Regions from separate parts of the Mus musculus genome. Here all the other regions are linked to region 1. Evidence: chromatin loops called from intact Hi-C (ENCODE). Cell type or tissue: left cerebral cortex. All regions are shown on one strand. Links, peaks and the distances in the headings refer to the core of each region. The heading gives the core; the rest is flanking DNA.

The links. Hi-C counts contacts between places; a loop is a spot of excess contacts. Peaks named below come from ENCODE experiments on the same cell type or tissue, not always from the same donor. Only the 100,000 strongest peaks of a DNase experiment are listed, where the experiment ranks them.
Region 2: it touches region 1 in a loop (2.6-fold over the local background); 3 of 42 quality-filtered maps call a loop at or near these places.
Region 3: a loop joins it to region 1, with 3 times the contacts of the local background. A loop is called at or near these places in 15 of 42 quality-filtered maps.
Region 4: a loop joins it to region 1, with 10 times the contacts of the local background. A loop is called at or near these places in 15 of 42 quality-filtered maps.
Region 5: it touches region 1 in a loop (6-fold over the local background); 15 of 42 quality-filtered maps call a loop at or near these places.
Region 6: it touches region 1 in a loop (3-fold over the local background); 3 of 42 quality-filtered maps call a loop at or near these places.
Region 7: a loop joins it to region 1, with 2.2 times the contacts of the local background. A loop is called at or near these places in 4 of 42 quality-filtered maps.

Annotation. Positions count from the first base shown.
Region 1 is chr10:98,912,472-98,917,031 of GRCm38, forward strand. It overlaps Atp2b1 (ATPase, Ca++ transporting, plasma membrane 1), which reads left to right and starts at 2,681. Exons shown (of 21, transcript NM_026482.2): 1 at 2,681-2,900. In left cerebral cortex, for the core only: CTCF peaks have their summits at 1,393 and 2,637; DNase peaks (open chromatin) are centred at 1,564, 1,972 and 2,543; H3K4me3 peaks cover 3,208 bases; H3K27ac peaks cover 3,843 bases.
Region 2 is chr10:99,012,333-99,016,892 of GRCm38, forward strand. Atp2b1 (ATPase, Ca++ transporting, plasma membrane 1) reads left to right here. Exons shown (of 21, transcript NM_026482.2): 16 at 2,127-2,318; 17 at 2,552-2,765; 18 at 3,152-3,363. Among named protein-coding and RNA genes, the nearest start is that of Poc1b, 92 kb to the right of the region's middle. In left cerebral cortex, for the core only: no CTCF peak of the experiment used is centred there; DNase peaks (open chromatin) are centred at 1,172 and 2,616; H3K27ac peaks cover 1,024 bases.
Region 3 is chr10:99,074,309-99,078,868 of GRCm38, forward strand. No RefSeq gene overlaps it. Among named protein-coding and RNA genes, the nearest start is that of Poc1b, 30 kb to the right of the region's middle. In left cerebral cortex, for the core only: no CTCF peak of the experiment used is centred there; a DNase peak (open chromatin) is centred at 2,033; H3K27ac peaks cover 1,288 bases.
Region 4 is chr10:98,483,945-98,488,504 of GRCm38, forward strand. No RefSeq gene overlaps it. Among named protein-coding and RNA genes, the nearest start is that of Gm34297, 51 kb to the right of the region's middle. In left cerebral cortex, for the core only: no CTCF peak of the experiment used is centred there; DNase peaks (open chromatin) are centred at 2,004 and 2,433; H3K4me3 peaks cover 392 bases; H3K27ac peaks cover 2,216 bases.
Region 5 is chr10:98,491,793-98,496,352 of GRCm38, forward strand. No RefSeq gene overlaps it. Among named protein-coding and RNA genes, the nearest start is that of Gm34297, 43 kb to the right of the region's middle. In left cerebral cortex, for the core only: a CTCF peak has its summit at 2,770; DNase peaks (open chromatin) are centred at 711 and 2,780.
Region 6 is chr10:97,840,351-97,844,910 of GRCm38, forward strand. All of the region lies in intron 2 of Gm10754 (predicted gene 10754), which reads right to left. Among named protein-coding and RNA genes, the nearest start is that of Gm25658, 98 kb to the left of the region's middle. In left cerebral cortex, for the core only: a CTCF peak has its summit at 2,414; a DNase peak (open chromatin) is centred at 2,432.
Region 7 is chr10:98,617,187-98,621,746 of GRCm38, forward strand. No RefSeq gene overlaps it. Among named protein-coding and RNA genes, the nearest start is that of Gm34297, 82 kb to the left of the region's middle. In left cerebral cortex, for the core only: no CTCF peak of the experiment used is centred there; a DNase peak (open chromatin) is centred at 2,186.

The DNA.
Region 1 (4,560 bases), core at 175-4,174:
ATTGAACTTCCTAAAGCTCAGCTGCTTCTATACTGGTTTCAGCTTTAATTTTGTATCTGAAGCATAAAAACACACAAATCAAATATACAGTACAATTACCCTGGCTATCTGAGAGCGAGTTTATCATATATGCAACTCACATGAAGTGCACACAACTATGTTCTGGGACATGCATGTTTTCACTTGTGGGTACATCTTTGGATACCAATAAAAATTTCACTGCAATCATGCTCTATAGTAAGGAGTTTCGGTGATTTTTCGTGAGCATATACTCTACAACATGCATCTTATGAGTTAGAATTACAGCAAACCCACAAAGTGAACAGATTCTAGTTTAGTCTATTATGGGTTTTGCTGGTGCAGCATGCAATGATTCACTTAATACTTTAATGTCAAATTCTTGATTAAAATAGAATGCATAATTCAATTTTCTATGGGGACTTCCTTGGAGAAAAGCGGGGAAGTAGCCAAGAGTTCATAAATGTGTCTGCGTTATTCTAAAAGATACTTCGGGGTGAGAAAATACTGGAAATTACCTAAATGAAATTTAATTAATTTGTTTTTCTAATTGTAGATTTGAAATAGTAGCAGGAAGGGCTATTTATTGTATCACATCAACCAATTCTCTGTGATAAACAGAGAGAGAGAAATACCCAGTGCCAGTTTTACATGTCAAGGGCACAGCTCAGAGGTTGGTAATGTCTACCCTGGTGGAAGATATAAATGGAAAAATTATTTTCAGCAGTTTTATCATGGAAAATTTGCTTTTAAACTCAAGTATTTTCTTTTCAAGCCTTTATATTATTTTAAAACAAATGCTACCCGACAGGGAACATACATAATGCAGTACTTGTCTTACCGGTGTGCTTTGGAGAAGACTATGAAACTACCAATTCTTCCAATTCAGGGTTGAAAAAAGCAAAACAAAACACTTACAGATCACTTTTTTTGATGTTTTTTTCTCAAGCTAAGTGATGCTGAAAATAACACGGATAAGGTCTAAATTGTTCGGGGGAAGGGGGAACCTTTAGTTCAAGCAGAGATTACAGAAAGATGGGACAGGATACACATCTTTAAATGTGTGGATACAGTCAAGAATATCCTTTTTTAAAGTAGAAGTAATCATGAGCGGTTTTCTTTTGAACTGGTTGGACCAGAGTCGGCTACCTTTTACCGTCTAAATACTGCACGGTACTCTGCATGATTTTTTTTTTTTTTCTTGTTCCTTTCTCCTCGGGAAAGATGAGGGCAGGATTTAAGTATTATGAATTAAAGACCCACTAGCTCGCCACAGGTAGGAAAAAAAAAAAAAAAAAAAAAAAAAAAAGCAGCAGCCGCAGCAGCAAACCCAAAAGAGAAACACGAGGACTTCAAGCGGACCTTGCGAGGCCTGCTTGCACCGGCTAGAGGACACGGTTTGGGCGCTGCAGCGGGGATCCCCGGTGTCGGTGGCCGGGCCAGCGCGCCTACAGGGCGAGTGGGCTCTCTTCCCAAAAGGGAAGGCACTTTGGCTGTCGGGCGAGTGCGTCACCGTCCGGGACAGGAGACAGGTCCGCTAGGGAGTGGGCGCCGAGCCGCTCTCCCGTCCCGTGACCCGGCATCGCCTCCACCCGGGGGCGACTCGAGCGGGACCCCAAGTGAAGGGCGTCCCACTGCGGCGGCACTCGTCGCTCTCCGGCTTCCTCACGTTGCAGGAGCCGCCGGGCCGCGCGCCCAGGCACCGGCGGTGACGGACGGAGTCACCGCCCCCTCCTCCCCCGCCGCCCCCTCCCGCGGCCCTCCCCGGCCCCGACACGTCATGGAAACACAGACGTCAGAGCCCCGACGGCCAATCGGAAGCCGCCGCAGGAGGGGAAGGGAGGGGGCGACAGCGCAGGAGGGGGCGGGGGCAGCCGGGAGCCCGGCGCGCAGGGAAGGAAGAGAGGGAGGGGCGCGCGGAGGCGCGAGTCGCCCGCCCCGCACTACAGGCCACCCTTTCCACACCGCGCGCTGCAAGTTCTGATCCCCGCCGCCTCACCCCACCCCGGGCGCGCGCTCGCCAGGCGGGGCCGCGCTCGCCGGATCCTCCCCTTAAACGCCCTCTCCGGGAAGCGCCAGTCCCGGTCCGAGCGGCGCTACCTCCGCTCGTGCGCGCGCGCGCGCCCGCCCGCCCGCCCTCAGGCTCCCCGCGGGCCGCGTCACGTGACCGCGCCCAGCCAAGGCGGCAGCGGCGGCCGCGCGAGCATCCGCAGCGGTGGCAGAGGCAGCGGGAGCAGCTGCGCTGCCAGCGTGGAGCGGGAGGCGTGGAGGTGTGGAGAAGAAGGGAGCGTCGGACCGGAACGGGTGAGCGCCCTCCTCCCCCCTTGCCTGCTCGGGCGGTCTCGCGGGTCACCCGGTGCACACCGGGCCCCTGCCCCGGAGCTGGCCGTTGCCCCTTGAGCTCCGCGTCTGCGGACCGGTGTCCCCGGACCCCGCCCCGGGTTGCACCCCGCCCGTTGCTGCTGCTGTTGCTGCTGCTGCGGACGCCGGCGCGGGGCCGGTTGAGCTGCTGTGCCGAGCGCGGCGCGCCCTGAGCGCGGCTTTGCGGAGCGGAGGAGGCGGGTCCTGCGGGGACGCGAGCGGCCACTCGGCGGCCGCCGGGCTCTGGGCGGGGGCCGGCCGGGCGCCGCCTCCTCCTCCTCCGCCGCCGCCTCCTCGCGGTGCAGCGTGAGTAGGGAGCCCCGGCTGGTGGACGCCGAGTCTCTGGGCTCCGCCGCCGCCGCCTCCTTCCCGAGGTGCAGCCGCACCTCCGCGTGGCGCCCCGAACCCAGCGAGCCGGCTGCGGGCACGTCCCGCGACCCCTCGCCGCCATCCCCCGGACCCACCCGCCTAGCTTTCCTTGATTCTTCCCCTCGGAAAAAATGGTTCCCGCTGCGGGCGAGGTGAGTGGCGGCCGGTGGCTGCCCGCGGCGGGGGCGGCCACCTGCGGGGGAGGCCGGGTGGGGCGCGCAGGGCGCGGCGGGGGTCCTGACAGCTGGGCGCGGGGTGGAGCGCGGCGGGTCCCCGCGAAGTTGGCGGCGCCGCCGGGGTTCGCTCCTGCTAGGAGACCGTAAAGGTGAGGAGGCTTCCTCTCCGCGCGCCTCGGCGCCGGGTCCAGCTCGGAGTCGCCGTCCCGGTGGCTTCTCGTCTACACCCGAGGGCTCTCGGACTTCGCGGGGCTGCCCCTGCTGCCGCCACAGCCCATCTGAACACCGGTCGCCCCTACCCCGGCATGTGGTGACCTTGAGGGCAGCGGTGCCCCGGCACTCCCTCTTCCTGCGACCCGGGAGGGTCACCCATTTAATCCCTGGCTTGGGCCCCCGGGAGGTACTGCCCGTGCAAGGTGAAGGTTTGTCGTCGGCCCCCCGGAGAGGATGGTGTGATAGATGCCTGTCAGACAGGACGGTGACTCCCGGGGAGTTGAAGAGCCGCCTGGACGCTCTCTTCAGGTCTTGAGTCTGGCCCCCCAGGATGTTCACGGGTGCTTCCGATTCATGTTTATGTACTTAGTTTAAAAGGGGGAAAATCTGCTCTGTCCTCGGAAAGGGTCAGTAAGAAAGGAGGGTGGCATTCCTATTGCGGGGGTGGGGGGGGCGGAGGTGGCGGGGGCTTCTTCTCTATTTCATCTTGCAGGAGAATTTTGTGTCTTAGCTAGTTAGCGACCCCTGGGTCTGCGCCTCGGTCTTTGCCCAGGTTGGTCTCTGCACATTTCAGTCACCAGTTTACTGCGGGACTCTAGCATTGGGAATGCTTTTGCTGTTGCGGTGATCGGACCCGCAAGGGGAAGCTGGGGCTGGTCTGCGTGGGTAAAAGGGTCTGCAGGACCTTGGTAAGGACGCGAACCTCCTCGGTAGGCTGTTTTTTTTACCCTTCCTAGGGGTTAGAGCGCTGCAGACAGCCACCTTTGGCTGCTATGCATGCTACTTTTCTGGGTTTATTAATAATCTAATGACTCCTGTCGGTATCGATTGCTGTTCCTGATAAATTAGTTATATGGATTTTTTTTTTCATACGAGTGGAGGTATATGCATGTCTGGACTGTCTGCCTTTCAACATGGAAGGCTTTGTTGTGCTTCACCTCCCCCACCTGAGGACAGTCTTACTTTAAAATAAGGTTCTTGATCCTCAGCGTAGGTGTATTTTATAATAATAAGTACTTGTAAGGACCTGGTTTGTACAAAGCGCGCATAGGGCATCCCTTTGGATAGTGGCCCATTTGAGTGAATGGAGAGCCTTCACTTGCCCTGCCACCAGCTTTCCCTAGGGAGACTCCCTGTCCTTGTGTGTGGCAGAGCCGGATTGGGGGAATTAAAAGAGGGATTGGAAGGGGGAGAATCTGCTTTTTGTACTTGTATGTTTCATTTAGCACCCATCCCTTTTTTTCCCCTTCCTGGTCAGTTCAAATTTGAAGTAAATAGAAATTTTTTTTTTTTTTTCTTGTTGAGAGCTTTTGAAAGCTGGTGTAGGAAATTGGGCCTTTTAAGCCATGTTTTCAGGGAGATGTTTTACTTTCTACCGTGCTTTGGATAAAACAGTTAAATGGCTGTCATAAAGGGTGGATCT
Region 2 (4,560 bases), core at 254-4,253, 100 kb after region 1:
AGGATGCCAAAACTAGTACCATGGAACAAGTTGTTCTTTTCCGAAAAACTTGGGCATAAGACAGATACTGAAGGTTTTAAGTAAATGTTAGCAAAACTCACCAATCCAGACCCCCCCCCCCAAAAATACAGTACAGAAGCTGTGTTGGTAGTGGGTTTTGTTTTTAGGGTTTTGCATGATTTAATATTAAATTAGATTCAAAAAATTAAACTTAAACTTATTTCAAAAGTAAAGCGAAGGAGTCAGTCTGGGTGGCTGGGACTTGAAACCATTTTCTGCTAAAACTTGACTTCTGAGACAACACAGATCAGATCAGAGACACGTGCGCAGGTAGTCAGTCACACTAAGGAACTCCAGGTTCCCATTCCAGCTAACCTACCTTTTATAACTATTTCTTAAATTTATAAGGATTTGAACAGAGCTATGAAGGTTTGCATTCGTAACCTATGTCATAAAACTGAGGTGATTCCGTAGAGGCTGAGAGAGAAGACCATGGCTTGTAATTGCTGATTTTGAGTTAAAGTGCTATCTCAGCCTTTCAGTGCCGATCCGTACACTGCACGCAGCAGTTCTAACGGGGCTCATCAGATGTGCCTACCATGCGCCATTTATTTTTTGATTCCCAAAAGAAGATTTGACCATGTTAGCTGTTGGGTTTTTCCCCCATCTATATAAACTGTAAAGACCCCACTGCTTTGTCAGCATAGGGAGCATTGACGACTAGCTTTTCCTAAGGAAGAGGCCTCGGCTCTTACACAGATATCAGGGGCCTTTGCACGCTCATGCGTGTGTTCCTGGTCTGCCAGTGGGGTTGTGTCGTCATTTTGGTTAGACCAGCATTTCTATACTGTGTCTATATTATGACTGTCAGCTCCATTCCACCCTGAGCCACATGGTCTCCTACAAGTATTTTTACTTTTCTGGAGAACTTCTTTTTTTTTTTTTTTTTAATTTCCTGCAACTTATGTTTTTCTTATATAATTAACTTTTTTCCTAATTTGTAACATACTTGGCTAACCCTCATTCCCAGACTCTCTTTGCAATGACTCAGAGACCAGTCAGTGCTCTTACCAAATTCATCTTACAGACCTCCCTCCCCACCTCCCGACCTTCTGGGACCTGGAGTAGGAGTGACAGGTTACCTGACTGGATGCATTTGAGAAGGAGCTCTGAGGATCTGGTTGCCTCGTGTTTTCATTTTATTAAACCTGGAGGACACCTAACAGAGAAGCATCTAAGTCATAAATGCACAGCCGAACTCAAGTGCACACCATTCTGTGTAGGACAGAAAGTGCACACTGCCAGAGACTCCTGGAGCTTGCTGCTTCTGCCTGGTTTCAACTATACCAAATCATATGTACTGTGTTAGCATCCGTATGTGAACATTATCTATGATGTTTATAGTTACAGTTAACTTGTTTTGATTAACCCACAGTCTCTAAACCTACCATCCTGCTGTTGACAGTCTCACTAGCCTGAGGCTCCCCAGTGCTTCCTCAGGTCTTCAAGAGCGCCTCTCCCCTGTCTCTAAGTGTTCCCTGAAACTTCAGGGCCTGAGAGCCAGCTAGGAATTCTGTAATGGGGGAAAGGCCGTCTCCGCTTCCCTCCTGACTGCTTAAGCTTTAGATTGCTCTGGTCTCCTGAGTTAGTATCAGTCATCATCTGCTTCATCCTTACGGTTTCCGTGCAAGCTCTCCCGTCCCTCACCTTTCTCGCTTCTAATCTCTTCTCATTTTTCAATACTGTTTTAAACTTGAGAGTACACACACTTGTACATGTGTAGTGATCATCTCCACCTCCTCCTTCTCATCCCTCCTACCTCCCAGTCCTTCCAACATGTCCCCTGCCACCTTCACCACGGCCAGCCTTTCTAAAACCATTGGTGTTTTTAAGCATACTTTCTGCATGGCCTTGGAGGAGACATCCCTTGATTTGCACTGCATGCTTCATTCCTTACATAGGAAGTCAGCTAAGCCTGAGAGTCCTTCCCAGGCGCATCTTAGCATTGACAGTATTACCTTCTTTTAGCATAAATGTAATTCTTTTTGTTAAGTGTAATGGTGCACATTTGCATATGTAAAGTGATATTTTAAGCCCATAGTCTAATTCACAGGCTTTTTTAACAGGGCATTGCTGGAACTGATGTGGCTAAAGAAGCGTCTGATATTATTCTCACAGATGACAACTTTACAAGCATTGTCAAAGCAGTTATGTGGGGACGAAATGTCTATGACAGCATCTCAAAATTCCTTCAGTTCCAGCTTACTGTTAATGTAGTAGCAGTGATTGTTGCTTTCACGGGCGCTTGTATTACTCAAGTAGGTGACTGTTAATATTTATTTTAAAGCAAAAAATTATATGCTCTACCTTTTTAAAGTCCTTAAGTATTGAAGTAAGATGAAGCTTTATATTATAGGCTAATTAACATGAACCGTAATCTGTTCTGTTCCTTAAGTCTTTGTAGAAGTCTTTCCTACTAAAGGCTTTCCGAAAGTTGCTGCCCTCCCCCTGAGCCGTTGTGAATGTCTATTAGGAAGCCTGTCTTTTCTAGGACTCGCCACTTAAGGCGGTGCAGATGCTCTGGGTAAACCTCATCATGGACACGCTGGCTTCCCTGGCTCTGGCTACGGAACCACCCACCGAGTCACTCCTGCTTCGGAAGCCTTATGGTAGAAATAAGCCTCTCATCTCACGCACGATGATGAAGAACATCTTGGGCCATGCATTCTATCAGCTCGTAGTGGTCTTTACACTCTTATTTGCTGGTAAGAGTTCACTGTAATCACGTTCCAGTTAAACTGAGTCTGTTGCACATTGATGCTGTTCAATGTGCTGTAGTGTGACAGAATTTCAGAAACATAAGGTCTGTTCCTGACTCCACGGTGTGTCTTCAAGTTTCACTTACTTGGGGGAACGGTAGGGGAAGTGAAGAGGCTTAGCTTTTATCTGGGATTCAGTGCACTTAGATCTGTGGTCCTGACATGTCTCCATCGTGTCAGGGCTGCACCAAATAACCCCAGGTTCCCTTCCAGCTCTTTCTGTGTGGTCATTGCACATCACAGATTGGCCAGGCTTTGCGATTATGCACTCTGTTAAGTTGCATGTCGGGTGATTTCAGTGATAATTACAAAATGGTGGCATCTCGTTTCAGGAGAAAAGTTTTTTGATATCGACAGCGGGAGGAATGCGCCTCTGCACGCTCCCCCGTCAGAACATTACACCATCGTGTTCAATACCTTTGTGCTGATGCAGCTCTTCAATGAAATAAACGCCCGGAAAATTCACGGGGAAAGAAATGTGTTTGAAGGAATCTTCAATAACGCCATCTTCTGCACCATTGTCCTGGGCACCTTTGTGGTGCAGGTCAGTAGATGGGAAGGGAGTTTAGGTGGGTTATTCTGTGAGACATAGTAAACTGGTCCGTTGTTCACATGGTGCTCCAGTGGGGAGAGATGCTTCTGTATGGTGACTTCTGACGACTCCCTAACTTCACGTTGCCTAAAGTATATTCTGAAAGCCATTGCAGCTTGTCTCTAGCTTTCTCAGAAGTTAGTTCCACCTCTGCCTAAGCAATTAGCTTTCTTTTAACTATAAAGAATTATTGTTAATGAGACCAAATCAGCCAATCACATGATTATTGGTTTTCCCCCAGTATCTTAATGCCTTTCTGTTACACCTTAATTCTACCAAAACACAAAAGTTTTTTACTTTAAAAAAAAACAATCTAGAGACACTGAGCATTTTCTCATTCCCTGTTTCTTGATGTACAAAAGGATGGTTTTTAGTTTCATGCTTTTTTGAAAATCCAGACCTGATGGTCACATCACCTATGAGGAAACTGAATGCTAGACTCCTGGCCAGTCGGTGGCAGCTCACCCTGGAAAAGCACACAAATATTCTCGACATTAAAAGACGAAAAGAAATGAAATGAAATGAAATGAACAAGTAAATGCAAAGAGTTAGACTTATAATTCTTTTTAAAGAAAAAATGATAACCACTTTCATACCAAATTACTTTGTTTTTTCATTTCAATTATTTCATAGCTACTTGTATCAGAAAGAATGGTCAGACTCAGACAAAGGTGAATATTTGGTTGCTTAATACCTATTATTGCCAGGTATGCTATTATAGGACACTAAAAGTCAAGGAGTCCCAGCGTGAATTTTATGTACGTATGTCGTTGGACTTCAGGCTCACTGTTGGACAGACTTGGCAGAGCTAGCCCACATTTCACAGTGTTGCCAGGTTGCGTTTCTTTCATTGCAGAGCGTTCATAGTTGGCTTAACATTTAAATGTAAAGTAGGAGTGAGTTCCACGTAGGAGAGAAAGCAAGGAGGCATTCTCTCTATCCACGTCTCCATAACGTGTGCTTCCCACAAAGCCGTTCATGAAAGGCATGAAGGATTCAAAGCATAGCCAGGAATGTAGCTGCATGACATACATAGCGAGAACATACAGGTATTCCTTTGGTCATGAGATTTTTATTTTTATTAAACATAACTTCCTATATATATTTAAAACTTGGGGTCGAGATTTTACTTTATTTTAGTTGTCATTT
Region 3 (4,560 bases), core at 270-4,269, 160 kb after region 1:
TATTAATTATAGATCTCTTGTTTAGTCAGGTTTTTTTTTCCCTGTTTGAAATGATTCTGTTGGGCTGGGAGATAGCTTAGTCAGTAAAGCACTTGCCTTGCACACAGAAAGACCCACAGCCTATCCTGACTCCACTTGAAGGAGCCAGGAGTGCCGCTGTGTTATAATCCAAGTTGGCTTTCCTCTGTGGCTCGCCATCACCCTAGTCTTCACATGCTGCATTCTTTAGGATTATATTCTGGATATTTTCAATCTTTTAAAAAGTTGTTTATTATTATTTATCATCATCATCATTATCATCATCACCACCACCATCATCATCATTAATGTGTGTATGTGGTGTGCATTATGTGTGAATGTGAGCATCCATGTGTGAAGATCACGGGACAATTTTCAGAAGTCAGTTCTTTCCTTCCACCATTGGATCCTGGAATCAAACTCGGGCCCCAGGCTTTCACTGTAAGCATCTTTTCCCACTGAGCCATTTTGCCAGTCTGACTTGATGTTTTCGATTTTATGTTATGAAATTTTAGACCTTATGTAAGCCCTATGAAGAATATTGATAGCTTTGTTTTAACAGGCAGTTGGCGTTGAATTTACACGTTCCAACCAACCATGAATATGATTCCAAGGTCAACCTAAGTTTCAAAACCTACCGAGTCCTATTCAGTTCTATCTTTAGCCAATGTGCAGGCAACGATCTTGGCTGTCTAGCATCCAGGTCATATAGTCCTGTTGCTCAGCAATCAATGTCCACGTGATTTAACATCACTTCAAGGGCGAGATCACAAGTTCATGAGTAGTTTTCAGGAGCCACCGCGATCCAAGCTCCCAGTTTCTGATTTGATTGGCGATGCCTGCCTTCCCAGTGGTCCTCTCTTGGTACACTTGGTTGAGAAGCTGTGGTTTGCTAGGCGTGTGTTATTTTGCATTTCCTGTTTCCTGCAATTCTCTCCGCACCTCATGCCAAGTGCTGAGAGAACACAGAGCAAGAAAAGAAGTAGCCCCTTGGTGCCACAGCTAACTGTAACCTGCAGAGGATGGCCTCTTTCGGAGCTTAGGCTCCTAGAGCAGCCGCAGAGGTAGAGCTTCTTGGGAAACCAAAGTAGATTAAAGGGAAGGAAAGATAAACGCAATGGTTTCCGCTGGCCACTCTGGTACCTGGAGTTGGCTTTCCCATCGTTTTGAGCCAGAGCGCCTGATCCCTGCTTATGCCTAAGAGTCCGCTTCTGGCTTCATGAAACCTTCAGTTCATTCCAAGAAATGCCAAAGAGAGGAGGTGTTAAGTGGTCATTTTGGTTTTCTTTTCAACCTTCCTGTTATTATTTACTTATTCCTTTTTTCCCTTCCTTTTTAAACATTTATTTACTTACTTATTTATTTATTTGGGCAGAATCTTGCTATCTGTCCCAGACTGGCCCAGAACTCACTATGTAACCCAGATTAGACTCAAACTGGCCATGTTCCTGATTCAGCCTTCAGAGTTAGGGGATTATAGGAATGTGCCACCACACCCCACTTGGTACTAACTTTCCGGAGTCCTCAAGTGTTCCACACATTTCTGCCTGGTTCTAGGTCTCTTCTCAGTGGGAGAAACGATGTGTATCCACTATACTAGAGTTAGAACCCCTACCATGAAAAAGAAATCCCATCAAGAGGGAAAAAAAATTTTAAAAAAATGAAAAAGGAGGAGGGGGGATGCAGTTTCTTAGCCTAGATTTCCTCCCTAAATGGGACTTTAGACTTATTAATTCTCGGAAGAGAAGAAGAAATATACATACTCGTGGGTGGATGAGGTGGGACTATCATGTAGTCACACGGAACATTTTGGAGCCAAAGAAAAAGAGAAAGTCTTTTGAGCATTACTGTTACAGGCTTCTGTTTTACCCAGTACCATCTGTGGCAGAGGAAATCGGAAGCGAAAGTCAAAAATTCAAATAAGTTGTGGAATCAGGCAAAGACTAAAGAGAGTTTGACTGGGCAAGCTAACACAGACTCGGGAACGGGAGAAGCACAGTTCACTCGCTGAGGGACTTTGTCCCATCTCCAAGACGGGCTTGGAGGAATTTCCCTTTTCCATTTACTCTGCGCACAGCCTACCACAAAGAGCAAGACTTGAGTTTGCCGAAGCCTACGCTTGAGACAGAAATAGAATCCTTTCAAGTACTAAGAGGACCAAGATAGGCCACTCTGCAGGCTTCTTGCTTGCTTGTTTTTGTGGGGTTTGGTTGCTTATTTGTCTTCAGCCATCCTTGACATCCTTGCCTTTGGGCTTCACAAACCCCTCGTGTGGGTTCTTGCTTCTCTGCGCTCACGGGCTTAGGTCACCAAGAGAGCCCGACCTCCACACAATGTGCTACTGTGTTAGCTGGCTGGCTTCCGTCTAAATGTATTAATTTGGCAGTGGGAGTGGGGAGGGCTGGAGAGAGGGATGTGTTTGGGGACATTTTCAAAGTCAAAGTTTGATTAAAATAACAATAATACAAGGCCTCACATAGAGACTCTTTTGAGAATCTCGGTTTCGCAAGCCCTTTCCTTTCCACGTCTTTTTAAAGGAAACCTGACCTATTTCCAGCAAGGTGAGAAACACTGTTTTCCCACTCCTTCAGGGTTACGCAGTGAGGAGAGGATCGCTGGGTATGGTTTTTAAGAGGAGACAATATTAATCCTACATGAGAAATTATACTTACTTTGAAATCCTTTTTGTTTGTTTTGTTGTTGTGGTTGTTTGCCTGGAACCTACCCTTCCTGAAAGCACAGTAGAATCACCTAGCAAGAAGGTGATGCTTACCCCATGTACAAAGTCACTCCGGTCCGGAACCTGGCACAGCACAGAAGTTTGAACTTTGGGAGATGAGCCCCAGTCAGTCTAACTGCCCACCAGAGTACAGGCATGTTGTGGGTTGCAGGTCAACTGGTCTTTGTTTTTCTTCACACTGAGCTCCAAGCTCATCCATTTCAATTACTAAATTAAGTGGTGTCTTTCCCAGACCTGAGAAAGTTAACTCATTCATAGCCAGCATGTATTAAGCTGTGTGTTCTGATGAAGGCATTTTTTTTTTCTGGATCTATGTACCAGGGATAGAGAAAGAACAAGAGAACTCCCTGCCTCAATTCATTTCAAAGAGGAGTCAAAGAGTAACCAACCAGACAGAAAGACATAATGCAGTGACAGGAAGCAGTGAGGAACATACAGAAGACAGTAAATAGATAAGGAGGAGAGGGACGTCGTTTAGGATGACATGGTGGGCTGTAAGTAGAGGCATTACTAAAATACATTGAATCCGGCACGGTGGCTCGTCCATTTAATTCCAGCCCTTGGGAAGGCAAGAGAAGAGGATTGTGACTTTGAGACCAGCCTACATTACACCATGTCCCCTAAAAGAGGCAGTGGGCTACTCAAAATAGACCCACAGTGAAGGATCCTAGAAGGCAGAGAGGTAACTGCTAAATAACAAAACGAGTTGATCCCGATGGTGTTGGTGAGAGAGAAGGGGCATGTTCTGTGTGTGTAGATTGTGGGCTCCAGTGCCAACACAAATAGACGCTACCTTGCAGCATCTAGCTCCCAGTAGTCCTTGAGCATCCAGAAAGGAGAGAAAAGTAAGTATATTTCAGGCCCTGGGAACCTCTAATAAGAACTCAAACGATAAGAGATTTGGCCAGCCCCCAGAACCTTGAAAACAATTCACTCAACAATTTGCAATAATTAGGAAGGGACAGGTACTGTACAATTACTCATAATTGTGCCCTGGCATGGAACCTGGAAAAAATGTCCTTGGACTTATGTTCCTAGGAGAAAATTATTACAGCAGAGAATGCTGCTAAACCAACTGCTCTTGTGGCCAGTCTGGAATACCCTAGCACAGGACTGGCTGACCTTTCGTTGTGAAGTACTGGGTGCTCTTCTTGTTGTTGGTGGTGGTTGGTTGGTTTTGTTTTGTTATGTTTTTTCAAGACTTCTGTGTAGCCCTGGCTGAACTGGCACTAACTCTGTAGACCAGGCTGGTCGTAAACTCAGAGATTCACCTGCCCCCAGGGGGCTGGAATTAAAAGCAGGTGCCACCATGCTCAGTTGGGTGCTGTTCTTAAAGTACTCTAGATCTTAGTCTTTGATTCTCCCCCTGTCTTCATACTCTCTTCTTTGTTCTACTTTATCAAGCTTCTTCTAAGTCAAATAAAAATAGTCTCTGTAACTCTTGATGAGAAGTTTGCACTTGCATCCACGTACTGATTCTGAACTCTAGGCTCATTACTTCCAACCTAATTGACGCTTTGTTTTCTTCACAAAGAGGACAGACATCTCAAGCCCAATGTATCCAATCCTCAGTTTCTAGGCTCCCTCACCTGAGTCAATGACAGCTTCACCTGTTTAGAGCTAGAATCAGAAATCAAGTACTGTTCCTCTCTCTGCCAATCTCATGTGGTTGTTTGAACAGGAATGGCTCCCAAAGGCCTCATAGATTTGAATGATTGGTCACCAGGGAGTGGCACGGTTAGGAGGTGTGGCCTTGTTGCTGTAGATATGAACCTGTTGGAGGAAGTGTGTCACTGGAGGAT
Region 4 (4,560 bases), core at 201-4,200, 430 kb before region 1:
ATGGCCAGAAAGTCCGTCAGTGGTTCTCAGCCTCCTGATCCTGTGACCCTTTCATACAGTTCCCCATGCTGTGATGTTCCCCAACTATAAAAATATCTTCATTGCTAATTGATCACTGTAATTTTGCTACTGTTATAAATTGTAATGTAAATATCTGATATGCAGGATATCTCATATGTGACCTCTGTAGGGTTATTTGACTTCCCTTAGGGGTCACAACCCACAGGTGGAGAACTGCTGGCCTAAGTTAAAAACACAAATTGAATGCAGATAGTTGGAGGGCAGAATTTTATGGGAGTGAGAAACGTGTATGAAGACTGCATGGGTATGAAGTTGGTGCTTCCAAGAGCAACATAAGGTTACTATACTTTTAAAAAGTTAGCAATCAGTCCAGTCGGAGAACGTGTTTCATAAGAGGTATGCAGAAACCAATTTACAGAGACAGTGCTGGATGTGTTTGATCCTGCATCCTTCAAGTGCTTCCCTGGGTGCTGCAGAGAGGCCAGCATCATGGATACAGCTCAATTTTCAAAATACACTGTCTTAGTTAGTCACTGTGACCAAGCCAACTTATAGAAGACAGAATTTATTGGTGCTTACAGTTTCAGAGGGTGAGTCCATGATGGGGTGGGGAACGTGGCACCAGACAGCTCAGGCCTGGCAATGAAGCAGCAGAGGAGAACTTTCATCTGATCCATAAACATGAATCAGAGAAAGAGCCAGAGAACTACCTAGGAATACCATGGGCTTTGTAACCTCAAAGAACACCCCAGTGACACACCTCCTTCAACAACGCCACACCTTCCAATCCTTTCCAAGCAGTTCTCCCCATTAGGAACCAAGCTTTCAAATAAATGTCCCAATGGAGGATAATCTCATTCAAACTATCACATGTTCTCTGACTGAATGGAGGCAGTGTCAAACTAAAAGCAAATTTTGAGACCAGTTCAGCAGGGAAGCACCCACACTGTCCTTGCCGCTATCTGCAAACCTTCACTTCTGAATTTCTCTCCTGCTCACCTTCAGAAGGCCTTTTCCTCTCAATTGCTTCCTGTCCGGCCTTCTTGTGACTGAACCATGGACCCCTCTTCCCGACCTTACACTTTCTGTCTCCCATCCTCTCATGTCTTCTTAAAAGATAACACCTGTATTTCTGTCTTTGGCTTTGGAATTTCAGTCATAATCTATATGACCAAATTGTTGTTGTTGCTTCACATAGTTTTAGAAATTATGACAGAGACCAACTGTGATTAGCCATTGGTATCAGCTTAAGGACTTTGCAAAGCACAGAGTCCCTAGGTTTGCTTGTCATTGTTTCCAATCAGTAGGCCTGTGGTGTGGCTGAGACATTTGTGTCCTTAAATAAATAACCCGGAATAATACCAAAGACCATCCATGTTTCAGCACCCTTGCCTGTCACACAATAATCAAGTTCATATCACACCACTTTAGTTCAAATGATTTCTAACACCTTTAGCTTCCAGAGATCACTTGCAAGACATGCTGCCATGCCTATTTGGAAGTCATCAACCAACAATTTTTCAATGATTCTTTTCTTTCAAGACAGGTCAACTTCTTTTCTGTGGTGCCTTAATATTTGCCGTTTATAGACCAAAGACACCTGTTCTCTGTGAAAGAGAACTGTTTTTTCAAATTTAAAATTGCAACACGGGATTTTTCTAAATCCTGCAGCCCCGTTTTTATTAGCAGATTGATACCAGTTGTGCACAGTCCTGGCAATAACAAGAAGCAATGTGCTCCTGCTTCCTATTAAGAAAAACAACGTTTCCTGATTTCTTATTACTCACTTGCTTATAAGGTTAAGGTATCAGGTAATGTGAGAGAACTGAAGGGCATAAGCTTATGTGATCTGCTAGAACCAAAGGAAACAAGAGCAAATTCAAAAACTCTGCGCTCCCAAATTTCTAGTCTTCTGTTTCTCGCCTAGAGTCATACTACCTCCCACACCGCACATGTTGTAAACTTTATGCGGCCCATCTGTTAAGGAGTTTGTTTTCCAAATTTGCAGGGGCTTGGCTCTTCTGGACTGAGTACCAGAACTAAATGTGACACAGATTTTTTTTTTCCCTGCTTAATAATTTTCAATCGCAAGGGCACTGATGTCGGAAAAGGTCAGGGGAAAGGAGGCAAGCACCGCAGGAGCGCACTGACTGTTAAACGGCAGGACATAGGCAAGCACATACTTAGCATCCGCCATGATGACAGGCATAGCTGTGCTCAGGGGATGTTGCATTTTTCAGGTTGGTTGTGGGATAAATGTGGGCACAGCTCGGCATTTAAAATGAGGCAGACTCAGACCACGATGTTTCCTCACAGTTAATGCAGAGACCATAGATAATAATTATGTTGCTGAGCCCACAGAGAATTTTTACGACTGATCCTCTATTAAACTGGCAAAACAAGAGGATAATGTCTCCAGCACTAACAAGTTGGCAGGGAAGTCGCTGGCAGCTCCTCCCACTGATGTTCCATCTGTGTGAGCCTTCAGCAGGATCCAGGATATTGTTTCCCTACACAGGTTGTTCCTGCAGTATAATCAAGAGAGACTGAGTGTAGATAGCTTTATTGTTTTTGAAAAAAAAAAATCACTGCCACTTCAGGGTAAGCAGCTCCTGGGCTGGGCACCCTCAGTTAAGTCTTGCTAGGAAGAAGCAGCCATGCGGTGACGTCAGCAGGAAAAGAACCATTTCGAAGCACCGGCTTGTCCAAACGACGTGAAGTCGCAGGAGAAGAAGAACTGCTTCAGAGCAGGATTCATTTTAGAAAATCCTTTTGAGTCCCTTAATCGAAACTTAAAAAATTGCTTTTGTTTAAAAATACCATTTTTGCTGGTGGCTAATAACAGAGCGCGTTTGCCCAACCTTGACTCTCCTCCGGTGTCCTGGTTACTGGCTCAGATTTTCCTCTTAAAAAATAACAGTTAAATGTTGAGGGAGAAAGATCTGTGAAGGCAAAGGGGGTATATAAACCAGCTGAGTCAAATCCTGAGTCAAACTCCTGTGTCAAACTCCTGTCATGACGTCTGTCATTGTACACTTGGCATGCGATGCAGAAATGGCCTCTGGACAAGCCAGGCAGCTGCCTCCATAGATTTCCTAAATACTCTTCTGATATTTAAGACATATTTTAATAATGAATTTACTGCATATTGTGTCTTATCCATTGTGTGTCCAGAATAGGGTCTCACTGGACATACTTTCTTGCTCTGATAATGGAAATGGATTCTAAGTCATCACTTAGATGAGGGAGAATGTTAAGCTAGTCAACCCTGCACAAACACATGGTACCACATACAACTCACTTTGGCAGAGGATTATATGTAAATCGCAGGTAAAATAGGCAACATCATGGTGCTTGTTTGCGCCAGCCTGGTTGTCCATATTTAATAGATTTGAATCTCACCCCAGGAAAGAAATACTATTATTATACCCTGTTTTTCAGATGAGGGGATCGAGGCTTAAAAGTAGTTAAACTTGCCTAAGACCTACCCCCTAGTAAGCGGATATCTTTATAAAGCTCAAGTTCTCCAGCCCTACTCTGGGTGGGACAACTAAAGGAGGCCTTGCAATTCTGCTGAGCCATTTTTAAACCATCTCTAAGACCTTACCAAAAAAATCAGCATAAATCAGACAAAGGCGGTTTTCGTCATCTAGTGCATGGGTCCTCCTCCATAGCATTCGCTTTAAATTCATTTCCATTGGTTAAAGGGGTTCACAAAATGATCTCCTTCTCTCTTGTCTTTATGTATTCATCCCCACACTCCTACCATACATTGGTTCAAGCCCCTCTCCAGCGCCAAATGAGATAGAAACAAAGAAAAATATCAAAGCTGTGAGAGACGCCAACAAGCATCTACAAGGTTAGTCCTTCCCTGGAAATTTCCATCATTGTCTGATTCACTCAGCAACTCTTGCTCATCTAAGCACAGGACCAGCAGAGCTTTTCCCTACCTGCGGCACCCTTGTTGTTTCCTACTGTCCTTTTTTCGGGGTTACAGCTCACTATATTGGGTGGGTTGGTGAGCAGGGGGAGGGGAATAGGGAGGGGATTTTCGGAGGGGAAACCAGGAAAGGGGATAACATTTGAAATGTAAATAAATTATCTAATAGAAGAAGAAGAAGAAGAAGAAGAAGAAGAAGAAGAAGAAGAAGAAGAAGAAGAAGAAGAAGGAGGAGGAGGAGGAGGAGGAGGAGGAGGAGGAGGAGGAGGAGGAGGAGGAGGAGGAGGAGGAGGAGGAGAAGGAGAAGGAGAAGGAGAAGGAGAAGGAGAAGAAGAAGAGGAGGAGGAGGAGGAGGAGGAGGAGGAGGAGGAGGAAGACCCTATTTAATTACATCAAGACCTCATTCCCATGCAACTCACCCGAGGACCAAAAGGGGTCTTTTAATTATTGAATATTCTTAGGTGCATTGGAGGGACTCCCATTCAATGTGTATTCTGAACGAATTAATGATTTCACGAGGCCTTCATTTTACAAAGGAAAGAATTTGCACTGGAGGTAGAGATGATGGCTTGCTTCCTGCTACCAATTCATTAGTCAGT
Region 5 (4,560 bases), core at 417-4,416, 420 kb before region 1:
ACTGTAACAATAATAGTAGTTCATTTCCTGATTTCTGTTCCAGTTTACTAGAGGAAAACCTCCAACTACCAAGAGATCACCTTCAAACGGCTCCCTCTCCACTGTAATGCTCTTCTGACAGAAACAGCATTCCTACTGCACTGAAGGCTTTCCTCCTCCTTCCTCCCTCCTCCCTCCTCCCTCCTCTCTCCTCCCTCATCCCTCATCCCTCATCCCTCATCCCTCATCCCTCATCCCTCCATCCCCACCCCCTGCTTTCCTTATATTGGTGAACTGGCTTGCTCTTTTTCTCCCAAAAATCCATCTAGTCCTTATAGGGTCCTTGGCTCTACTATCCCAATCTCAGTTTAGATTCCAATAGAACATCATGCTCACTTTTGAAAATCAGTTTAATCTTGTTGGGTTATGAGGGCTGACATTCCTACTGCCTCCTCAAATGATTCTTCTTTGTATGGACAATGTTCTTGGAGATGAAACAATTTTAGACTACTCACATTCTCTCTCTCTCTCTCTCTCTCTCTCTCTCTCTCTCTCTCTCTCTCTCTCTCTCTCTCTCCTTCCTTCCTCCCTCCCTCACTAATTTTCTAACAATCATTCCCAATCACTGCAAATTTTACATTGGTTATTGCTAGCTTCTATCTTCTCTCTCAATGTTCACAGCCGCCAACTGAAATGAGTCATTAACCTTCTTGCCTGGATTACCGAAAAATTCTAATTTATCTTTTCATCGCTTCTGTTTTCCCTTCTATACAGCAGTTTTCTCATCTACAAAGTTGGGACATGTGACTGACGGTTGCTGCTCTGAGAGACAGAGTCTGGGAAAAGCAAGTTGAACTGACCAAAATTTTTCCTATAAATTTACATGACTGTTTCAATCTATTTTTGGTTAAACCAGTCAACTAGGTCATTTTTTTTCTGGTTCACACTAAAAGCAAGTTGATAGAAGTCAAACAGTACTCCTTTGAAAACCAAAGGTAAGTGTCCTAGTTTTCAATTGTAGAGGTTAGGGAGATGTCCCCTACTGGAGGATCTGCCATAGGGCTACTTTCATCTGAACTAGAACAAAGGTAATTCTGACCTGGAGTCATCCGTGGGTGGTTGTAAGTAGCCTTTGTGGCATAAAAGCTAAGTGGATGGATATTCCTGCATTCACGTCGAAGCTAGACCTTTTATAAGAACAGGGTGGTGTCCAGCTTCTGTCCTCAACACTTAGCATATACGACTTGACACCACGTTGATAACAAATCACGTTTTGATTCAATAGTTGAAAGAATGGACTCTTTTCAATGTGCCATTTCAAAGAACTTATCAATGAAGCTTCTTTCAATATCTGGCCTATCCTCTATCCCTGCCAGGTTTTTATTTTGTCAGACAAGACATTCAAATAGTTATATGACCGATGTACTTTAATTATAAGTACACACAGATATAACACTGGAAAGGGTAATAAACCGAATCTTACCATAGAAGAATGTGTTCCTTCTCAGCTCCTACGGTCCAAAGAGAAAACTTCTAATGCATGAAATAACTTAGAGGGCAGCAAGCAGGCCTCCTCCAGAGACATTCCCAGCCATGTAGGAGGTAACAATGCCTCTTTCCCAGCGTCATGCATGTCATTTTCAAGCATTATTGAATTTTACGGGAAAATAAAACATTATTTCCCAGTTTTGTGATCCTATAAAAAGGCATTTAGTAAGTAAGAACTTTGGAGAGGTCCTCTATACTCGAAGCTCAAATGTCGTGGCTAGAAAAGAGACTGGTTCCCCTAGCCATGACTGAACAATGTGGCTGTTCAGAGAACAGAAGATAATGTGGAGTTACGTGTTTTCTAAAACATGAACAGAGAAATATATTATCACAACCACTATTGCTGTCATTTTTATATATTAGTGACCCTGATTTGAATTACAAAAATAACTAAAAGTTGATAATCTTCCTCAATGTATATTCCCAAAATATGGCTAGCTGCTTAGTAGCATTACAAAGAATGCTAGAAAACCAGAACTCCCTAAATAAATTCTCGGGATGGGCTGCCCTATGCTCCCTGGGTTCTGTGTGTGGATTCTACAGCAACTCAAGAGCACAAAAGGTGTCCAGTATTTTAATGAAGCAAGTGGCAAGATCCAACAAGGCCATTAGCATTACACAGGGGAGACAGCAAGAGAAATGACTTCTTCCTCTAGGATACTGGAAATGTTCAACTATACTTAAGAGAAACCAATGTGACACTTTGCTTTTATTGTTTTTTAAAAAGAGACCTTCAAGTCTTCTCATTAATAGCTAAGTTTATTCGGCTGCTTTCTTCTGTCATTCTTTATACGTACTGGTATTTGTCCCTATGGTTTTTTTGTTTGTTTGTTTGTTTGTTTACTAACTTCATAATTCCACTTTTTAACTTCTATTTCTCATTTTACAACAAGACAACAACAAGAAGAAATCCCTCCTCATCTCGTCTTCTCTTCGAATATTTTTTTATTCACCCTATTTCCGTTATTCTTAATTTCCATGCTTTTCTCCTCTCTTCAATCTACATGACTGTTGGGCGCTTACGAGTTCTTGATAAATCCTCTGCTGTTCATCTCCCTCTCTTTCACAATCCTACCGGTCTGTCCTCCTTTGTAAATTATGTTTATAAAGCATGGGTGGGTGGCCTTAAAACCCTGCAGGAACAATCCGTTACTAGGATATCTGCGAAGGGGGGAAGAAGCCACAGTGAGGAGCATTCTTCCGAAGAGGGGGCAGATGACGGACTAGCATCGCTAGGTGGCAGTATTCCAGACAGGATCCCAACCACAGAGCTGGGTACTGCCTCTCCACCCCAGTTCCTGCCTGTTAATGTCCTATATAGCGATTTTGATTCAGAAATTTACTCGGTTGTCTGCAGCATCTGCATTTGAAATCTAGGGCATGTCACATCATTTCTCAAAAATAACATAACTTAACACTTTTAGGATGTATGGCTGCTGATTTGAGCTCAATTAGAGAGAAAATGGTTTTGTAGATTTGTCTCTTTTTTTTTTCTTTCCATGAAAAGAAACTACAAATTTTAATGGTCTTTATATAGAAATTTTCAGATTAATGAAATTCCAAAGACTAGCACAACATATTGTCTATGGAGTAGACTGTATTAATCAGTGTTTCTTGAAAACATGCCTTTCAAGTCTTGCAAATTTTACAAATATACATATAATATATTATATACATATATATATGGACCTGACCTGGTTTACAATATACTACCTAGGAAACTTTTAACATATTATGAAACCCTGTTCTTCCTTGGTTTCTCCACTTGTAAATGGAGGTATTCGTAACACATTTTTCTGGAAAATATTGTAGTTTAAGTGGGTTAATATGTGTAAAAAATTACAACCATATCTGGCATATGTAGCAACCAGTCTTAGGTTAGCTACTCTGTGTTCAAATGACCTTAAGCTACCTATTTATTCTTAGTATGTGTGTGTGTGTGTGTGTATATAGTGTGTGTGTGTATAGTGTGTGTGTGTGTGTGATTGTGTGTGTGTGTGTACTTGTGTTATGTACATAGGAGCTGTGTACCTTCTTTTACTTGAGTATCATCCACCCAAAGTCAGGCCTCGGGCTTGCACAAAAGACATTTTACAGAATGACCCATATCCTTCAGCCCCAAGATTGCATATTTACCTCTAGATTATGATATAATTACATGATTTCTTCCCTCCTTTTCTTCCTCCAAACCCTCCCACATACTCTCCCTTGCTTTCTTTCAAATTCGTGGTCTCAGTTTTTATTAGTCATTGTTACCGTCGTACTTATATCTATTTTTCAGCACTAGACTGGGTATCTTCAGTGTAAAGGGTTTTTTAAGGATTTAATATTTTTATTTTATGCCCATGCATCAGTGCCTCCATGTGCATATGTGCACCACATGTGTGCTTGGTGCCAGTGAGGCCAGAAAAGGACACCAGATCCCCTAGAGCTGGAGTTACTAGTTGTCGTGAGCTGAGACCCAAACCCAGGCCTTCTGCAAGAGCAATAAGTGTGCTTAACTGCTGAGCTGCCTCTCCAGTCTTCCTATGGTAAATCTTAAAGTAAGGGTCCAGATGAACCACACAGATCCTAGTAAGGGGTGAAAAGGAACACGGACTTCTATGGAATAAAAACAGATCAACTATCACAGTAGTAGTGCCGGTGGGAGAGAAAGAAGGAGACACTTCCGTATAAAGATGCCTCAGTGAAACCAGAGGCTGATCAGGCTTGAGTGTGTGACCTGACAGAAAGAATGTTCAGTAGAGTTTCTTGCAGAGAAATGGCTTCCACTTACCCTGATAAGAATGACTAAGAAGGAAATATTGGCACTATTCAAGAACTGGGTCATTTTTCCTTAATGCTCACAGGTGTCTGTGAACAACTCATTTCAATTCTCCAAGAAGCACAAGGGAAGGAATCATTTCAAGGGCCAAGAAAAAGCTATTATACTCCGGCCTACTGAAGTGTGACTCTGAAATAGTGAAACAAATCTTTAAACAAAATGTGACATGAATCTTTTCTCAAGTAATATGCCGACCTCCTTCCTATAAA
Region 6 (4,560 bases), core at 217-4,216, 1.1 Mb before region 1:
CATGGTCCATCCTTTCATCTCAGCTCCAAACTTTGTCTTTGTAACTCCTTCCATGGGTGTTTTGTTCCCAATTCTAAGGAGGGGCATAGTGTCCAAAATTCAGTCTTCATTCTTCTTGAGTTTCATGTGTTTAGCAAATTGTATCTTATATCTTGGGTATCCTAGGATTGGGGCTAATATCCACTTATCAGTGAGTACATATTGTGTGAGTTCCTTTGTGAATGTGTTACCTCACTCAGGATGATGCCCTCCAGGTCCATCCATTTGCCTAGGAATTTCATAAATTCATTCTTTTTAATAGCTGAGTAGTACTCCATTGTGTAGATGTACCACATTTTCTGTATCCATTCCTCTGTGGAGGGGCATCTGGGTTCTTAATAGTTGTTTTTATATTGAGTCTTTGTAGTATGGATTTGGGAGATATATCAATGACAGTAATTTCCAATGAACAGGCAAGATGACACATGCCTGTTACCCAAGAATTCAGGAAATAAGGGTAGTAGGATCAGGACTTCTGAGAGATATTTGGCTATATGATGTGCTTGCAGTTAGCCTGTGTTACAAGAAACCATGTTTGAAAATAAACCTCAAATAAACAATGAGGTGAGTTTTCTCTAATCGTGTGTTATGTTGCTATCACTTCAAGATCGCTTGTTATAATCAGTAGAAAACTTTCTTTAGTCTCATGATAACTGCGAAGTAAAACCCTGTAACAGATACACATAAACATAAAAATATATAATATATATAATATATGATATATAATATGCAGCTGATGCAATAAACATATCATTAATTTAAGTAATAAATAATATATTAGTTATGATATATACTTAATAAATAATATTAATTGATGCATACTGAATATTAATGTTAATAGTTCATAGCTTTGGAGTTAGTCGTATCTCTCATGTATTTAAGAGTGACATTATCTTTTTACATTTTAAGGACTGTCTTTGCTGGAGCCCCGTTGTTTGTTGCTGATCTCACTTCTTTCAATATGGAGAATATCTCATCTTCCATTCTCTCTTCTGACCTCTCTACTTAGAATTCGGTTCTCAAGTGATCTGTAATCAACTCATGTTAATCATCTCTTTTCTCTAGATAATTTGAAATCCCATGAATATCCCTTCTTTTGTTTGTATTTCTAAGTGTCTGGTCATATGGCTCTAGTAGCCTTGATTGGAAAGAATCTGAGTAGTGACCTTCTACTTTTTCAATATTTGACAATTTATTCTCTATTATCTTGACTAAGCTCTCTCTCTCCTGTTGACATTGTCAAGTCCATCTTGACTTCAATGTATCCAAATATTTTCACTTTTAATAATTTTTAAGTTGTCTTATTTAATTGATTGTTTTTGTTTTTGTTTTTTGTTTTTGCAGTCAGCCTTTGTGGTACTAAATAGCCATGCCTTCAAGCTTACTGGCTTTTCTGTTGGATCAATTATGTCAATATCAATTAAACATCCCATCATGTTTCAAATTATGCATAGTATATATTTCATCTTGAATCTTTCAGTTAAAGATTCTGTGTGTTCATCATCCTGGATTATTTCATGGTCAATATCCCACTTTACATCTTTGTTACTGTGATTAACACCATGACCAATAGTAATGTGGGCAGGAAAAGGCTTATTTTAGCTTGCATAGTGTAAACCATTCATTGTGGCTGAGGCAGAAAATCATGAAATGAAACTGAGATCTGAAGAGGCCACCTCCTGTAGACATGCATGACTCCCAGTGGAGGGATAAGGACACCAATCCACCCACAAAACTTTCAACCCAACATGTGTCCTGTCTAATAGCAATGCAGGAGCAAAGATGGAGTAGAGACTGAAAAAATATCCAACCAATAATTGGCCCTACTTAAATACATCCCATGGGCAAGTACTAGTCCCTGACACCTTTAATGACACTGGTACACTTGCAGACAGGAACCTAGCATAACTGTTCTCTAAGAGACTCTACCCATCTGAAATGAACAGAGACCTTGAAAGAATACTGCTTTCTGGATTGCTCCATTTGACTTACTATGCCACCATCTTTATAAAACCCAGGACCATGTCCTCTGGACAGGATTATCCACAATGGGCTGGGACCTCCTATGTCAATTAAAAATTAAGAAAGTGAACTATGGACATTTCCACAGGCCAAGCTAATGGAAACAATTTTTTTAATTGTCATTCCTTCTTCCTAGGTATTTCATGTTGACAACTAAACTATATGATAATCAAGTCTGGTGCTTTGCGCTTTCCCTTAGTAGGCATCACAATTCCTTGACATTTCTTAATGATCATTGACATAAGGCAGATGTGTACTGAACGACTAGCTATCTGTTCACCGATTGATAATCTGTCTTTTTATTTTTGGATGCTTTTCTCTGAGCCTGTTGTTAATGTAGCCATTTCAGCACTAGAGGGTGCTTCCAGCCCAAGTTTGTCATGAACCTACAGTTGGTGTGCTGTACAAGACTGAGAAAGAGTGTGCATTAAGAGGATGTTTTGTCTCCCCAAAACTTTACCTCAGGCTAGGATGGGTCCAGCCTTATGTACTGTCTCCATTCTGTGGTCAGGGCTGCAAGATTCTTTAGATACTAGGCTTTCTGGTTGTGAGTCTGGCTCTGAGATCCTTAGTGAATGCTTGCATCTATCAGCTTTCTCTTTTCCTAAGCACCGATGCATCTCTCCTTTGTGGCTGTTGGAAATGTGGGAAAGATAAACCAGGGAGTCCCTTAACTGCTCATACTACAACACAAGTTCACAGTGGATCATCAGAACCCATAACCCCCAGTATGAACCACACCCATCATGCTATTGTCTGTAGTTATATCTGGAGACCCTATTCGACTCAAGTGGTGCTGGTCAAAATACAAGTCTGTCCAAATGGGGGCTCATGAGTCTAAGAAGTTGGATCCAGAGCCTATGTCCTTCAGATTTGGCCTGGGCAGTAGTTTTACAGAGATTGGTGAGATGTTAATTTCTACTGTACTAAGCAGTTGCCTGAATTCCAGTACTAAGTCCTTTGTTTGCTTCCCTGCCCCATTTTCTAGTGAATGAAGCCTTTCTCCCTGCTCTGGTTAGAAAAGGAGAGGTATAAACAGTTCCTGAGCCATCTTATTGATACTAATTCAGAGGCTCCCTTTACAGGCCTTATCCTGCAAATATGGATCATGGGGCTCTGGGAGGTACTGTTTTTTTCCATTTTAGTCCTGACATGGCTTCCACTTCTAAAGCCCATGTTTTATTCAGTCTTGTTCCTTCAACCTGAAAGTTGTCTCTGCAGCTTGGCATTGGTGATACAACCAACCTAGACAGATCCTTTGCTGTTTTTTCCAATGATTCTCTTTTCTCTTATGCTAAACCAGCTGCTGTTGGCTTCTTCAGGGCTTATAACAGTTCTTTCATCTATGAATAGCTTTTGTTTTGTTTTGTTTTTATTGATTAAGTTATTTACTTACATCTGGATGTCAGCTTTCCCTCCCTCCTCTCCTCCCATTCCATCCCTATAACCTCCCCTTCTCTCCTAATCCACCCCTCCTCTCTCCTCCTCAGGGAAGGAGAAGCCTCCCATGGATATCAACCAGCTTTGGCATATCAAGTTTCAGTAAGGCTAAACACATCTATTGAGGTTAGCAAGGCAGCTCAGTTAGGGGAATGGGATCCAAAGGTAGGCAATTGAGTCAAGAATCAGTCCCTGTTCTCCTTTTAAGACTTCTAAAGACCCAGCTGTATAATTGTTGCATATGTGCAGAGGGCCTATGTCAGTCCCATGCATGCTCTCTGGCTGTTCAGTCTCTATGATCCCCTATGGGACAAGATTAATTAATTCTGAAGGTTTTCTTGTAGTGTCCTTGACCCCTCTAGCTCCTTCAGTCCTTCTTCCTCCTCTACCACAGGATTTCCCAAGTTCCATTTAATGTCTAGGTGTGGGTCTCTGTATCATTTTGTTCAGTTGCTGGGTGATGACAGTTATGCTAGGGTCCTATCTACAAGTATAGTGAGTATCATTGATAGTGTCAGGCATGGGTTCCCTTATTCTACTACCATCTTGCACTCAGAGAGTTTTTACTGCAGCGCTACAAGAAGTATTGGTATAAGGAGATGATTTGTGTTTTTGTGTTGACTACCTGTAATGTTATTAATTCTCCTTTTAATTAACTATAGGAGTTGTATTTTTTCCTTTAGAATTTTTAGCGCAGGACTTGCTCCTATGAATCACATTGTGTGTAAATAAGGCCAATTAAACTTCTTTTCAATAAAAATTCTTTTTGCCCCCTTTTCTTCATCTAGCTAGAGCAGTAAGAGACTTATAATAGATGGTAGATAGATAGACACTTCTATATGTTATGACTGGTAAATATGAATATGGAGAACACAGTGCATCCTTTCTTTGTACCTACTCTGTAAATTCCACTTAAATTTATATTAACCAAACTATAAATACAGAGACTCATTCAATGATTGTAAATATGGAAGAAAGAAAAAACATATGAACAAGAAAATTAGTATACTATTCTACAGCAGGACATTTCAGATGCTGTGGAGTAATAGGGGATATTTA
Region 7 (4,560 bases), core at 307-4,306, 300 kb before region 1:
CTAGACAACTGTGTATAAAAATGAGTACTCCTGGATTATTACACTCATGGGATAGCCTTTTATAATTGCCTAGACATTACCAAATTGATTCTGTGGGCCTTGTTACTCTTCTGTCCTGTGCACAGTGGACTCAATGGACCAGCGTTCCAAGAGTCTCATCTTTAAGCACTAACTGTAGAGCTTTTTACTTTCAAGAGACTCTCCCATTTCAAACAACAGTCAAATAGCCTACCATACAGTCCCATGTATAAAATATGCTTTGGACCAAGTACTCACTATTTTCATCAGGAAAAGAATGTCTGGTGTATTTGAAGAACAGAGAATACTTCATTTAGTTTTTGAATATTTTTCATTAAAATAAAATTGCATCACTTCCCCCTTCCCTTTCTTCCCTCCAGCTTCCCATTTCCTTTCCCTCCTTCAACGCCTTTCCTGTCCTTCCTATGATTCTCAAATCGATAGCCTCTCTTTGATCATTGTTCCATGCATATATGTGTATGTGTGTATGAGTGTGAGTATGTAACTGTAACCGGCTGAGTCCATTTTTGTTGCTTCTGTATATGGTTGGGGGTTGACCACTTTGCATTGGATAACCTTAGTCAGGGGCTCATCCCCGGGAGAGGTTAATTCCCCCTCTCAGCAGTCATTGGTTGCCTGGAATTCTTTGTCTAAGAATGAGATGCCATGAAATTCCTAACTCCCACTGTAGTGTGTCTATCGATATTATCCTTGTTTAGGTCTTATGTGTGCAGCCATTTCATTAAGCAGCTGGCCATCAGAATTCCTGGCATTCTAGATCTGACCATCTTTCTGACTGTTCTTCTACCATGTTCCCCAAACCAAAGATGCAAGGCTTGTGCTGCTTATGTATCCAGTGGGGCTGGGATCCCCACAATCCATTGCTCTTTGCACTGTGTCCAGTTGTAGATTACTGTAATAGTCTCCATTGAGCCCCTACTGCTAGAGACAGCACACAAGACTCAGATGATTCATGGGGGATCAAACCGGAAAGTCTCAACCCTACAGTCTGGCTCACAGAGTTAAAAAAAAAAAAGCACTGTGCAAGTTGTTGAGGGAAGTAATTAATAATCTTACCCAGCTATGAAACCTATGAACAGAAATAATGACCGGCATGTTCATTACAGATATACAGATATTTGTAAAGGTACAATGGTGACACTCACATGATTGTGGCTGTCTAAGTAGACTTAAGGACCATTCAACAGGTGGGAAATCACACCTGTACTAGAATATTGGAAACCTAACCAACCACCCTGGGCTAGTGAGGTCACAATCTTAGAAGAGAATCTAGTACTGCCCCTTAGCAAGTTTCCATAACTATTGTCTAAATCTTATCATTATACCCCAGATACATATAGCTATCACCCTTCATCAAATAAGCTTCTCTCTAAATACTCTTTCTTCTCTTATAGTTCTAGAGAGAGACTAATAGCCTTGAATACCTTTCCCTCATGACTGGCTTTTGACAGCACATCCCATTTCGGTGGTAATACTAGGAAGGAAAAGAGCACAGTTTTTAAGAGGAACAGTGGAGGCTACCTCTACTTAAACGCTGCGGGGTCGGGAGGGGTTGAGCAGCTGCAAAGGCGTCTCTTGTAGGAGGACCTAATTGAGGACTGCCTGAGAGACCAAGGATTGCTGGCGCAGACAATGCCAGATAATCGAGAACTGCTGTTTAAAAGAGATGCTTTCTTGGGACTTATGGGGCACAGGTGGAGGGTACTAAAGGAGCTAGCAGCAGCTATAGCGTTTCTCATCTCCTCCCGGAGTCTGTGTTGTTGACTTTGTGCCAGCTCACCTCCAACCCCCAAGGTCAGGTAGGGTCTGGCAGCAAATAATCCAGGGTACAGGGAGCAACCGTTGATTCTCCGTAGATTTAAAATGGGAAAAGACGCCAATTCCAAGACTTTCTTGAGGCCCAGCGATGGAAAGCTACATCCTCCTGGTCAAAAGAATGCGAAATCTCTGGCCTTGAGTGGAGACGCGACATTCCGATCTGCTCTCCAAAGGTTAGAACATTGGCTTCTCTGGCGTCCTATAAGAGAGCTCTAGCGCACAAAGAAAGTGTAACTGTTTCTTCCACTTCTTCTTATGCTTCCCTTTCACACACTGGCCAGTTGCCCAAGCATCTTTCCCTGGCACGCTGAGCTTTCCCACCCTCTCTCTCTCTGAGTTTCCCTTCCCTTTCCACCATGCAGCTGTTTCCAGGCCTCCATGCTGAGCACACTAGCTCTCTTGGACCCAAACTCAAAGAGCGGGAGTTCCTTCCTTTTCTCCACCCACTCGGCTCCACAACTGTGGACATTTCCAGCTTGCCTGGTCTGTTAGTTTTCTACAAACTCAAAAAAAAAAAAAAAAAAAAATCGTTCCCAACCTTGCTTCTGAGTCAATTTTTTTTAAGTATTTTTGTATTAATGAGGCTAGGAATCCTAAGGTGACCTCAGTCTCTTCAGCAACATAAGGAATATTGGGTGAATATCAAAACACTAATTTGATTTCAGCACTATCCCCTTTCCCTACGTTTTTTGTCCCAGGGAAGGAAGGAAACAAAAATATGTTTTAAAAGACATTGAAGTGAAGATGTTGAATGGTAACAACTTCCTGAATAAATGGTAGGTAGATGTACTAGCCCACTAGAGATTATTTAAAAAAAAATACTCCTCACTATTTCCTTTTTTCTGAGGGACCGCCAGATTGAGTTCCAGAATGGTTGTACCAGTTTGCAGTCCCACCAGCAATGTGTTCCTTTCTCCACATCCTTGCCGACATGTGCTGTCACCTGAGTTTTTTATCTTAGCCGTTCTGATTGATGTAAGGTAGAATCTCAGGGTTATTATGATTTTCATTTCCCTGATCACTAAGGACTTTGAATATTTCTTTAAGTGCTTCTCGGCCATTAGAGATTCTTCTGTAGAGAATTCTCTGTTTAGTTCTATACCCCATTTTTTTTTTTGATTGGGTTGTTTGGTTTTTTGGAGGTTAACTTCTTGAGTTATTTATTTATTTTTGATTGGATATTAGCCCTCTGTTGGCTGTAGGGTGAGTGAAGTTTTTTCCCCAAACTGTAGGTTGCTAATTTGTCCTGTTGATGGTGTCTTTTGCCTTACAGAAGCCTCTCAGTTTCATGAGGTTTCATTGATCGATTGTTGATCTAAAAGCCTAAGACACTGGAGCTCCGTTCAGGAAATTTCCTCCTGTGCCAATGAGTTTGCGTCTCCTTCTCACTTTCTCTTCTGTTAGATTCAGTGTGTCTGGATTTATGTTGAGGTCCTTATTCAACTTGGACTTGAGTTTTGTGCAGGGTCATAACTACGGATATATTTTCGTTCTCCTACATACAGATCGCCAGTTAGACCAGCACCATTTATTGAAGATGCTTTCTATTTCCACTGTAAGCTTTTGGCTTCTTTGTCAAAAACCAATTATCCATGGGTGTGTGTGTTTACTTCTGGGTCTTCTATTCTATTCCACTGATGTACCTGTCTGATTCTATAGCAATACCACGTGGTTTTTATCACTATTGCTCTGTAGTACAGCTTGAGGTCAGGGATGCTAATTTCCCCCAAAAGGTCTTTTATTGTTGAGACTTATTTTGGCTATCCTGTTTTTTGTTTGTTTGTTGTTTTTGTTTTTCCATATGAAGTTGAATATTGCTTTTTTTCATGTCTATGAAGAATTTGTTGGAATTTTGATGGTGTTGCATTGAATTTGTAGATTGCTTTTGGCGAGATAGCCATTTTTACTCTGTTAATCCTACCAGTCCATGATCATGGGCGATCTTTCCATCTTCTGAGGTCTTCTTCAATTTCTTTTTTCAGGGATTTGAAGTTCTTGTCATACAAATCTTTCACTTGCTTGGAAAGAGTTATACCAAGATATTTTTTACTATTTGTGGCTATTGTGAAGGGTGTTATTTCTCTAATTTCTTTTTCAGCCTATTTATCATTTGTGCAAAGGAAGGCTACAGTTTGAGTTAATTTTATATCCTGCCACTTTGCTGAAGTTGTTTATCAGCTATAGGAGTTCTTCGGTGGAATTTGAGGGATCACTTATATATACTATCATATCATCTGCAAATAGTGATACTTTGACTTCTAAAGGAACTGCAAGGACAAAAATGGAGAATAGACTGAAGGAAAGGTGGTTCAGTGACTGCCCCAACTTGGGATCCATCTTATGAGAGGGCACTAAGGTCTGACACTATTACTGATGCTATGACACCAGAGCCAGGCATGGCTGTACTCTGAGAGTTCTTACCAGCAGCTGACTGAGACAGAAGCAGATACTTAAACCCAACCATTGAACTGAAGTCCCGGACCCCTATGGTTAAATTAGGGGAAGGATCGAAGAAACTGAAGGGGAGAACAACTTCATAGGAAGGCCAGCAGTCTCAACTTACCCAGATCCCAGGGAACTTTCAGAGACTGAGCCACCAACCAGGAGTATACATGAACCAGTCCAAGGACCCTGGCACAAATATAGCAAAGGGCTGCCTGGACAGGCCTTAGTGGGATAAATTGTGTTTAATCTTCAAGAGAC